Regions from separate parts of the Homo sapiens genome. Here all the other regions are linked to region 3. Evidence: chromatin contacts called from ENCODE Hi-C or POLR2A ChIA-PET data. All regions are on one chromosome and are shown on one strand. The core of a region is the stretch at or near the end of the contact, and the rest is flanking DNA. Distances in the headings are between cores, read along the strand shown. Region 1 has its middle 300 kb from the start of IGFBP3. Region 2 has its middle 270 kb from the start of IGFBP3. Region 3 overlaps LOC102723446 (a long non-coding RNA gene).

What was found. A loop is a pair of places that touch in the nucleus more often than their neighbours do. ChIA-PET counts read pairs that join two places held with the same protein, here RNA polymerase II (POLR2A). Pooled maps may share reads with other maps.
Region 1: a loop to region 3 is called in a map of Calu3, with 6 times the contacts of the local background. The contact joins two enhancer-like sites. A Hi-C loop is called at or near these places in 3 of 168 maps with a recorded cell type or tissue (Calu3, HepG2 and PC-9) and 2 of 50 pooled maps. POLR2A ChIA-PET finds 5 or more read pairs at or near these places in 2 of 52 experiments (PC-9 and activated T-cell).
Region 2: a map of PC-9 shows a loop between it and region 3 (19-fold over the local background). The contact joins two enhancer-like sites. A Hi-C loop is called at or near these places in 2 of 168 maps with a recorded cell type or tissue (Calu3 and PC-9) and 2 of 50 pooled maps. POLR2A ChIA-PET finds 5 or more read pairs at or near these places in 3 of 52 experiments (AG04450, HCT116 and PC-9).

Annotation. Positions count from the first base shown.
Region 1 is chr7:46,214,505-46,218,150 of GRCh38, forward strand. No RefSeq gene overlaps it. Among named protein-coding and RNA genes, the nearest start is that of IGFBP3, 300 kb to the left of the region's middle. RefSeq lists enhancers at 1,247-1,748, 1,547-1,841. Within about 2 kb of position 1,632, at least 6 of the 41 ENCODE cell types and tissues checked have a DNase peak (open chromatin) inside an H3K27ac peak, as active enhancers do.
Region 2 is chr7:46,190,085-46,193,418 of GRCh38, forward strand. No RefSeq gene overlaps it. Among named protein-coding and RNA genes, the nearest start is that of IGFBP3, 270 kb to the left of the region's middle. Within about 2 kb of position 1,772, at least 2 of the 41 ENCODE cell types and tissues checked have a DNase peak (open chromatin) inside an H3K27ac peak, as active enhancers do; they include PC-9, where a contact is called at or near this core.
Region 3 is chr7:45,976,046-45,979,703 of GRCh38, forward strand. It overlaps LOC102723446 (a long non-coding RNA gene), which reads left to right. Exons shown (of 4, transcript NR_187744.1): 2 at 2,305-2,423. Among named protein-coding and RNA genes, the nearest start is that of IGFBP3, 57 kb to the left of the region's middle. RefSeq lists an enhancer at 1,582-2,781. Within about 2 kb of position 2,231, at least 15 of the 41 ENCODE cell types and tissues checked have a DNase peak (open chromatin) inside an H3K27ac peak, as active enhancers do; they include PC-9, where a contact is called at or near this core.

The sequences.
Region 1 (3,646 bases), core at 382-2,881, 240 kb after region 3:
GCAGAAATGAGACCTCTGGGCAGATCCTGTCCCCAGCACAGGATCCCAGATGGATGTGGTGCATCCCTCCAGACAATGGGCTGCTGTGGACCCTGTGAGACCTAGTCCCTCCCTCTGTCCTTCCTTTGGTTGTCGTTCCACTAGGCCTGTAACATGCTTTTCCTGGGCATCCTCTTCTCTTCTGCAGCCTTGTCCTTCCCTGTTCAGGCACAGTTTCTTGTGTCCAAAGCTGAGACTGCATTTCCTCCTCCATAGACTCCATCTCATTCTCTGCATGATCTCTCTGAGTCTCTAGCCTGTGACCCCTTTCCTTCCAGGTGCCTAGCACATGTGCTGCCCTGTGTACTGCTGGCTCTCTGCACCTGAGCTGCCCCTTGGCCTGAGAGTTGGGTCTCTGATATAGGCTGACCCAAAGATTGTGCTCAACCAATATTCTCAGAAGTTGTTTTTTCATTTTACAGGGAAAAGCCTACATCTTTTTTTTTTTTTTTTAATTATGTGGACCAATAGTTCCAGGATACTGTACTCTTCCTTCAGTGCTGAATTTCTAAGCATGATTAATTTTGTTTTGAGGACTTCTTGGTCCTGGTTGCTAATAATGTTGAAACTTCATTACACATAGCATTTCACCTTAAGATGTAAGGTAACTCTCATGAATATCCTGTGGTGATTTGATTTCCATCCCATAAATAAAGAAACTGGGGCTCACCCAGTAAGTGGTGTGAGGAGGATTCAGTTCCACTCTTCTATCAAGCACATTCTTCTTTGCTCTTTACCATCTGAGCTAACCCTTTCCTGCAGGACACCAGCCCAGGGCACTACTAGAGCTGGGACTTGCACAGCCAGAGTACATTTTCTTCCAGGGCCCAGGGAAGGGTTTCTTGGCCTTTGCTTGGAGAGAGATTCCAAGAAATTTTCTAGAGATTCTTTCCTGGGGAAAAGGGGAATGAAAAAGAAGAGAGACAGATAGAGACAGAGAGAGATAAGAGATAAAGACATGGAGACAGATAAGGACAGAGAGAGATAAGAGATAGAGATAGAGACAGAGAGACGGACAGAGAGACACAGAGAGATAAGAGATAGAGACAGAGATAAAAAGACAGAGAGATAGATAGTCAAAGAGATAGAGAGAGAGAGAGATGTAGAGATAGAGAAACAAACAGGAAAAGAGAGGCAGAGAGATAAAGAGACAGATAGACAGAGACAGGGAGAGATCAAGAGAGCCCCAGAGGAGAAGTTCTTAGGCATCAAGTCATGGTGGAGGAGCCCAGCACACAAGGCTGTACAAGGAGCCTCCTAGGCCTTCATTCTCCCTCCATGTGCCTCCACGTGTGTAAGAACAGCCTTCGGGGGCTCACAAAAGAGGGCATCTGGGGCTCCTAAATGAGGCTGCAGGACAAAGACCCACTGGGTCTCACTCAGAACAAGGCAACCTGCTTCACCCAGCAGCAGAGAAAGGATGTTGTCAGGAGCAGAACAAGAGACTCCAGGCCGCATTCAAAGTGTTCTCTAACAAACACAATTCCAGTGGCATTGTTCCCCAATCAGAGCCCCATTGACTGAGTGGCTCTTGTTATCTGACCTTCCTGTGAATGTCTGGGAGCGCTCCGAGCCAACACAGCCTCTTACGTAAGAGGATTTTAGAAAGAGCCCTTTGTGCCAGCAGGTGGTGAGGACATATCCACGAGGGCAGGTCTTCCGCACCTTTCCTCATTTGCTGAGGGCATGAATGGCTGGGACCTGGGCCTGCAGCGGGAACAAAAGCCCATTCACAGGCACAGTCTCCGGAGAGCTCCCGCGGGATAATGCAGGGCTCTGGCTTCCAGGTTCGCAGCACGCACTGCTCCCGCCCACCCACTCCAGACTTCCGAGTGGACTCTGCAATGTGATGCTGCAGGTGGGAATACAAGTTCATTTTCCATTGTGGGAAAAAAAAATGTGTGGAAAGCATCGTCATACTATTATTCAGAAACATCTCTTCTAGACAGTTCCTCAGTCACTGAATGGCTGGGTTTGCCTGTTATACCCAGGCTCAGCTGAGGTGCCTGGGACTCTGAAATCTTCTCCACCATGCGAACACACATCAACAGGGTTAGGAGTGGATGGGCACAGCCCTGTCCTCACCTCCCACCTCTGTGCCTCTTCACGGATGCGACATTTATTCCACTCTGTTGTGTTCTAATGAGGCACCCTGATTCATCTTCAGCTTTTAGGGCCAACAATAACTCCTGCTCCCTTTTTTACCCCAGACTCTGGCCTTTTCACTAGATGTTTCCAACAAGATTAGACGCTGTTAATGCTCCAGGTGAACTATGTTCTTTTCTTGTAGGCTCACATCACATCTGTGACCTAACAGGTATGTGCAATTTTTCTTTATTGTCCTATTCTCCCCAGTGGGGAGAGGACTGTGTCTTGGTTTGCTTCCCTTGAGACCCTGTACTAGCACAGCATCAACACTGGACACCATGGGGCAAATCCAAGCTCAGCCTTCTCTGTTCTCAGTGCTCACTGTGGGCCCCCACAGTCCCCACAAACAGTGGGAATGGGCCAAGCTGTGACTCCTGAACCTGTCTCTTCCTTGGAGGGAGCTTCATACATCATGAGCACAGTGTTCTTTTTATTTATTTGTTTGTTTGTTTGTTTATTTTTGAGATGGAGTCTCACTCTGTCACCAGGTTGGAGTGCAGTGGTGCCATCTTGGGTTCACTGCAACCTCTGCCTCCCAGGTTCAAGTGATTCTCCTTACTCAGCCTCCTGAGCAGCTGGGACTACAGGCGCGTGCCACCACACCCAGCTAATTTTTGTATTTTTAATAGAGACGGGGTTTCACCATGTTGGCCAGGATGGTCTCAATCTCTTGACCCCGTGATCCGCCTGCCTCGGCCTCCCAAAGTGCTGGGATTACAAGCATGAGCCACCGCACCCAGCCGTGTTCTTTTTAATGAACTAAATAATTTAAGTAATGCAATGGAAGAAGTTGGTGGAGAATCTAATCCATTTTCCCAGTCTGGGAATCAGCAATCTCACATTTGTCCTCCTGCCTCTGCTTGCCACTTTCTCCCTTTGGTAGTCAGGTTTTTATGCGTAAATCCTGATTCGTGGAAAAGAATTAGAATTCATGGTCTACTTCTGATCCAGTGGCCTGTTAGGTTGGTAACAATCTTTATCATCAATGCAGCAACCATTCATCCTTTCCTAATGTTGGCAAGGTGTTAATTCACTAAATCCTCATAAACCACAGGATGCGGTGGGTAGCTGCCATTCTCATCCCTGTTTTATGTATGTGATAGCTGAGGTGCCCAGAGGGTCAGTCACCTGCTGGGCCACACACTGAGTGGGGAAACAGGGCTGTGGCCAGCTGGCCAGCAGGGCTGCTTGCTTAAGACACATTCTCAGCCACCCGACTGAGGTGCTCCTAGCCACAAGCCTTCGAATTCACTGTTGACACTGAGGCAAGAGATGATCCTTCAACTGAATATTGCAAAAAAGAATAACTTTGGAAATAAAGTACTAGACATGGAAATAAAAGAAATTTAGGAAACTTGTTTCCTAAGGAAAATTGTTCCTTTGCTGGGTCTGAGAGGTGACTGCACCCCTCATGAAGCATCAGGTCTGAGAGGTTAAGCCTCTCAGAGAAATATTCACA
Region 2 (3,334 bases), core at 522-3,021, 210 kb after region 3:
ATATCCAGCTTCTTGAATTCCCACCTCAGACATCACCTCATCCAGAAAGTCATTCCCGACAGTCTGTCAGAAAGAATTCAAACCTCTTCTTCCTCTGTACCTCTGCACCAAGTCCGCTTAGCTCGCTCTGGTTTTTCATAGACTCTATTAATATGCAGCATATTATGACATTTACTTATTTGTTTTACTTATTATGTATTACCCTCTCCCAGAAAATAAGTTTTAAGAATAAATCTTTTTTTTTTTTTTTTTTTTTTTGAGATGCAGTCTCACTCTGTTGCCCAGGCTGGAGTGTAGTGGCACAACCTCAGCTTACCACAATCTCCATCTCCTGGGTTCATGCAATTCTCATGCCTCAGCCTCCCGAGTAGCTGGGAATACAGGCATGTGCCACCATGCCTGGCTAATTTTTGTATTTTTAGTAGAGACGGGGTTTCGCCATGTTGGCCAGGCTGGTCTCAAACTCCTGTCCTGAAGTGATCCACCCTCCTTAGCCTTCTAAAGTGCTGAGATTACAGGTGTGAGCCATCATGCTTGGCCAAGAAATCTATGTTTTTGTTGCTATTGGTTTATTGATGAATTACAAGTATCCAGAGTAGTGCTGGGCACATAGTAGGTGATCAAAACTATCTGTGTAGTGAACACATCTACCATCACATCCATATGGATCAATTCTGTGATTATTGATTGACATGCTTATCACCTGAAAGGCAGTGAAAGCTATGTGAGGACAGAGGCTGTGTTTTATTCATTGCTCTACATAGAGCAGAAACTGCAGTACTGGGCACAAACTAGTGTTGATGAACATTCCAAAGATAAGTGAAAAATCAGAGTACTGTGCAAATCTGTGCAAATCAGAGTACTGATTTTTTTTTTAACAGCATGCCTGAAGGGACCAGGTAAACAATAACAACAGCTCAGTAACTTGCAGGGAACACAGCACCTCCTGAGTTTCTCAAACCATGGACAGGGGAGAGAGACTCCTCTTGGTACCTGGAAGCTGTTGAAGAAGGGCCCCTTACTGTGGACGTCTGCCCACCCAACCAAATTCTCAAGAGAAGATATGAGTTGCCGCTGGTGTCCTGGGATACCATTCCTCCCTTTCACCATTGCTGAGTTGTAAGGCAAACCTTACTCTACACACACCACAAGGCACAACACTCTCCGCTCAAGTCTCTGTCTCATAGAGTGTTCAGTGACAATCAATAATGTAGCTTCCTCCCAGCCACTGGAGATTTACTTTCCGGAGAGGGTGATGCCTTATATCAGACAGAAAGGGTACCACAATCACCTGGAGAGGGCAATGGTCTACATCAGAGACCAAGGGCACCCAGTCACCTGGGGAGAGTAATGGTTTGCCTCAGAGACCAAGGGTACACACCTCTTCTAGAGGGAGTGATGCCTTGCATTCAAGACCAGGAGCCTCCACCTCACCTGAGAACAGACTCTCCACCCCCATCCTATACCTACTGAATCAGCATCTGCAGTTAACAAGGCCCTGGGGGTTTATATACCCACTGAAGTTGAGGTGCAAACCAGTTTAATGCAAGCTGTACCATGCGACGCCTCTCACTGCTTCATCAGTTCAAACTAGCTAACATCCAGGTTCACTTTTATCAAGTTAAAGACTTCTCTTCGCTGTCAGGCGTGTACTTGGAAACATATGCATTGACATGTGGAAAACACAAAAACAACATTGACAGGGACACATAGGTGGCCGTGCAGGTATAAAGGAAACAATTCAAATGAGATCAGTACTTGGAGTCACATTCCATACAAACCATAGAGCAGGGGTATTCTTTGTAATAGGGAGCGGTGAGTGAGTTATACGTTTCTAGGATGGGCTAGGGAAAAATACTTTCCTCTGTTTCAGTCAGGAGAAAAGGATGTGGATGTGGATTCCAAGTAGTTGAATAATTTGCCTGAAAGAATTGTGGTTGCAATCATCTAAACGAAAGGCTTAGGGTAAAATGTACACCCATCTAAATATAAAAATTCCTGGGTCTCATTGCAGACCTACTAAATTAACATCACCATAGGTGGCCTAGGAATTGGTATTTCTATGCAGTATTTCTGTGATTTTAATGTGCAGACTGGTATAGGAAGCTGTAGTGAATTCTTATAATTTTGTGTGGCTTCAACATCCACTTTGAATATAGGTTTAACTTCCTTGTCACCCTTGACATGGTGCCTAGTTCTTTACCTGCTCCCAGTTCCTGAGCATGGTTGACCTGGACATCTGCCCTATAAATCATCCCCTGCTGACCACTTTCCTATGAGACAGCTGGATACAACCTACTTGACTTACCTCACTGACTCCCACCCCCAGCATGGATCTCACAGATGTGCCACAGTGATCATGTCTCAGTTGCAGCATGACTGCACGGAGCTGATGCCTGCTGGCTCTAATCAATTAGAACTCCCCTTGGGAAGCCTGCTGGGATAATGCCTTGGACTCCAATGAACACTTTGGCCCGTAGGTCCCTTGTTCTCTCTCTTGTTCCCCATCCACTGTTTGAACGTTTGTTTCCCTGTTGGCTCCTCCTTTCCCACTGGCCCTGTGAAGCATGCTGCCTTCTTCTCTCTGGGATCTGTAAGAAACTGCTTCTGTGATTTCATGGATTTTGTTGAGTTGCCTCCTCTTTCTCATCTGATCCATAGACCAGAGAATAACTTCTCTCCTGGGCAGGGCTTTCCTAGACATTGGCTATCTTAGTAGGAATAAACTGAACACAGGTGAGACATGATCCACAAGGGCAGTAAAAATCAGTTTCTGTGAAAGTGATAGCTGGTCACAAGTGACACTTAGGTATCAGCCCATCCACAAGGATAAAGAAGTATCTTATGAGAGGCACACTGCAAACATCTATCACCAAATTCCTGAATCAGGGAAGTGCTAGAGTTTATCGCACTCATGTGAGAGAGACCTGAAGACTAAATTAGAAAGAAAGAAAGAAAAAAACAACACACACACAACAGAAGCACAAATACAGTCTCCCAGTTTGGCACCCACCCTTTGAGTGAGGTACCTGTATGACAACACAGTCAAGAACTTGGGCAGCCACTGTTTTCAAAGTGCTGGTGACTTTCCAGGCAGCCTGCTACATCCTCCTTTAGCAGTGCTTTCAAATGTCATGCAAAGTTACAACTTGTCACCTTTATTTTCCCCAGATTAATAACGTCCTACCATTTAACACCGTCAGAACAATTCACATTCCACCTTCTTCTCTGCTTCATAGTTGTGTATAAAGTTGCTTCCTTTCTCCACTAGAAAATGGGCCAAATTGAAAAATAATTAAAAAAGGAAACTTTTAATTTCAGAATTAGTTTATAT
Region 3 (3,658 bases), core at 981-3,480:
GGTCCAGGAAGAAAGAAAGCTGAAGCCTCTTTGGGCAGGTGAGGGAGATGGCAGGAGCTTGTGGTTTTAGAGGCTGTGTGAAGTGAGATTGGACACTCAGCTGGGTCAGCCCAGAGGCTGGGTCCTGAGGTTGGTCTCAGGGCAGCTCCGGGAGACTCCACGTGTCCCTTCTGCAGGATGCTTCCCTCTCCTCGAGGCCCATCAGTGTGGAGTGGAGCATCCACCAGGGCCCCCAAGAACTTGGCACTGAGGGCACTGGGAATGTTCAGCAGGGCAGTGCCCAGCCTCAGCATGACAGGCTCGATGGCCCCAGGAGGATGTTCCAGCACCTCCCCTGCCATCCTCACCAGGGCTGGGAGGTGGAGATAGGCACTGGTGCTGCCCATGCAGTGCCCTGGGTTCTACATCTGGATTTCCCAGCAGGATGGGGTTTCAGGAGTCCCCTTAGAGAACCAGCTAATTTAACCTTATTAATCAGATGGGAATCAAAGGTCCTGGGTGGGGAAGTGAAGAGCTGCATGCTACAGACACATGGAGGTGATAGGGGCTCCTCCATCCACCCGGGAAAGGGCTCTGGGTGGGAGCCCTTGCTCTGCCAACCTTGGGAGGGCTTCATCCATCTCCTGGACACTCCCAGGGCCTGAGGAATCCTTGACGTCCCCTCTAGGTGCAACCCATGTCCCTGTGTGCATCCCAGGGGTCATCCTCAAATACTACCGTGGTCTTGGTGTCCAGAATCTTCTTAGCAGGTGGGGCTCTCCTTTCTTCACCAGCCTGTTGGGATCAGCTCAGCCAGTCTGGTTAAAGGACAAGTGGCTCTGAGCTTTATTGTAGAACTTACTTTGTTTTCCTCATAACTTTCTCTTTCCATGTCTGCAGCTGCCATTGTGTGGGGCTCCTTGAGGATGGGGACCCCCTGTTCTCTCAGCTCCACTCCCCAGCATGAGTCATGGTCTCTCTAAAGACCCCCTGGCCTTAAAGCAAACATCACCAGGTGCACTCAGCAAGGCTGGTGTCATCTCTGGATTCTCTTCATAACGCTATGGGAACACAGGAAGATAAAGCTCAAAGTGGAGGGAAATTTTTGGTGGCTTTGGGTGTTGGAAGTGGTGCAGCTCCCCAGGACCCCAGCCCCTCAGCAAAGCCGCCCTCAGATACTGTGTATGGGCTGTAGCAAGTCTGTTGATTTCTCATGGGGTAACGCCCTCCTTGGATGTTACTCTTTGCAGTTTACATAATACTAGACACATATTATTTTCTTTTATCTTCATACAACCCTACATTTTCAGCATTCTGGGAATTAACCACAGGCCCCACTATCTGGTGCCCAGAAAGACATGGGACACCCTTGGAGAGGAGCACTTGGCCTCTTTGCTGTCCTCGGACTTAGTGCAGGGTGGTGGGTGCCGGGTGCGGTGGATGGGGCTGGGCAGCAATGATGGTGCCCTTTACTCTTCTCCATTTACCTCCAAGGTTCTTCATGGTCTATGACTCCAAGGTCTGAAATGATCTCATTTACCCCACATGATAGATGTGGCCCTTCCAGATGAGGAGTTCAACAAGACTACATGGTAGAGCAGCCAGAGAACCCACTGGAAATAAGGCTCAAAATAAGGAGTAACCACAAAATAAGGTGATTTATAAAGGTGCATTAACTTATTTCACTAGAGAGGCAGCATTTTATTGAGTAAAGAGCACTGGGTTTTTAATCTCAGAGTCAACTATACGGTTCTGCTGTCTGTCTAAAGATCTTGGTCAAGAGTGTCTCCTTTCTTCCCTTGTAAAGGGATGAATGGGAATCCCCACCTTAGAATCTCTATGACATTATGAAGCTGGAAGTAAATAAGGGACATAGACAACCTTTCAGAATCAGCAAGGGTTGTCCCAATAGGGTGTTGGCTACAAGAATTATTTCATGAAAGAATATCTCAGGGATCACAGTTGAGCTGAATCTGGATCATTCTTTTGACCTGTACTGAGGAAAAGACAGGGATTTGAGTGCATTTAGGGTGAGCTGGCATTTTTCACTTCTCACCTCTCCATGCAATGATGCTGTCTGCTGGCCCCAAAGGCACTGTATTTGCCATCTCTCACCAGAGCCTTGTCAGAGCCTGCTGCAGCCAGGGGCTGGGCATGCCTAAGAGCCGGGAGCCACTGTTCCCAAGTGGGCATTACAGGGTTAACTTGTGTCTGTGGCCAAGGCACAGAATCAAAGTAGGATGAGTCACCTCTTGTGCATTTCTTACTTCAGCCCTCCTGCCACTTTAGAAGTTTCTGATGTTTAATTTCCTCGTTTCATTCCAGAGACAGAGAATGCTGATTCACTATGCAGTGAAACATGCCTAACGTGTCAACAGCTAAATGCCCGGTGACAGTGTGGTTGTCTGGGCAACAGAAGAAGTCACCCACGCAAACACTTAAAGGTGAGCTGTGAGAGTTAAGCAAGCGGGAGCTTTTCACTGAGTGAACTCACGTCCACACAGGGTGCGTGTTCAGACTCACGGGGCAGCTCCAATTATGGGGAAGGTCGGAGAAATTCCAGGCTCCGAGGAGTCCAAGACAGCATTCCAGCTCATTCCTAATTTTATATTCAGGTTCCTTAAAACAAAAACTTCACTATGAGACATTCAAACCCTTTGCATGTTACAGTCTGCAAAGTTTGAAAAGCATTTCCTTCCTTAGTGTCTCTGAGTTGCCCTAAATACTTTCTTTCAACCAGCAGGATAGGGGACAGTAGGTTTTTGTGACTACTTAAGTCTTGGCAGCAAGAATGGGGCCCCAGAAGGCGCTAGTGTTTCTGGAACAACCGATATCAGGGCAGATGTCTTGTGCTTGGCCCCTTGGTGGGCCACTTGCCTGGAGTTATGGGACAGGGATGAGCATGTTCCTGCCCCTGAGGAGTTCATGGTCAGTAGGGGAGGCTGCATAGACAAAACTCAACCCCTGGACTATGGCTGTGGCCCTGGATGGCCCAGAGGCCCAAGAAAATATTGGGCAAGAGTACCTCTTTTCTTCCTCTGTAAAGGGAGTAATAGGAATTCACACACTACAGTCATTGTGACAGGATGCATGGGTGGGGGTGTGCAGGGGACTTGAAGAGGCCACTGCATCCCAACTTTCTCTTCTGCTGATTATTTCCTTTAAATAACTTCTTGTGGATATTGCTTATGAGCAGATGCCTTGCTAGGTGGGAAGGGGGATGGAAGTGAAAACACATAAATCATCATCTCTGTTTGTGGAACTCGAGGTCAGGTGTGGAGAGGGCTGAGCAGGTGAAACTGAGTCTCCAGGTTGGGGCATGAGCCAGGGGCTGAAAGGGGCTCTCCCTGTACTGGCAGGGAGGATTCTCTTCTTCCCTGCTCTGTGGTTGCATGTGGCCTGCCAACCGTTTCTCTGTCACACCATGATGCAGTCATGGGTTGTCCACCCATTGATCTCAGGCATCTGTGGTCCTCCTCAAGGGAGAACACATGTTGGGTCATCTTCGTCTCTGATCTTTGTCCCTGCTGTCCCTGATCATGCTGGAGGTCAGGAAGGAGCTAGGCTCACAGGTGTGCCCAGGTGTTTGGCAGGGCAAAGGCCTGGGCTGAGACTCTACAATCTTGGGCTTGAGTTTTCCCATCTGTAGGACAGGAGCAGGGCCAGCATCCTAGGTTTG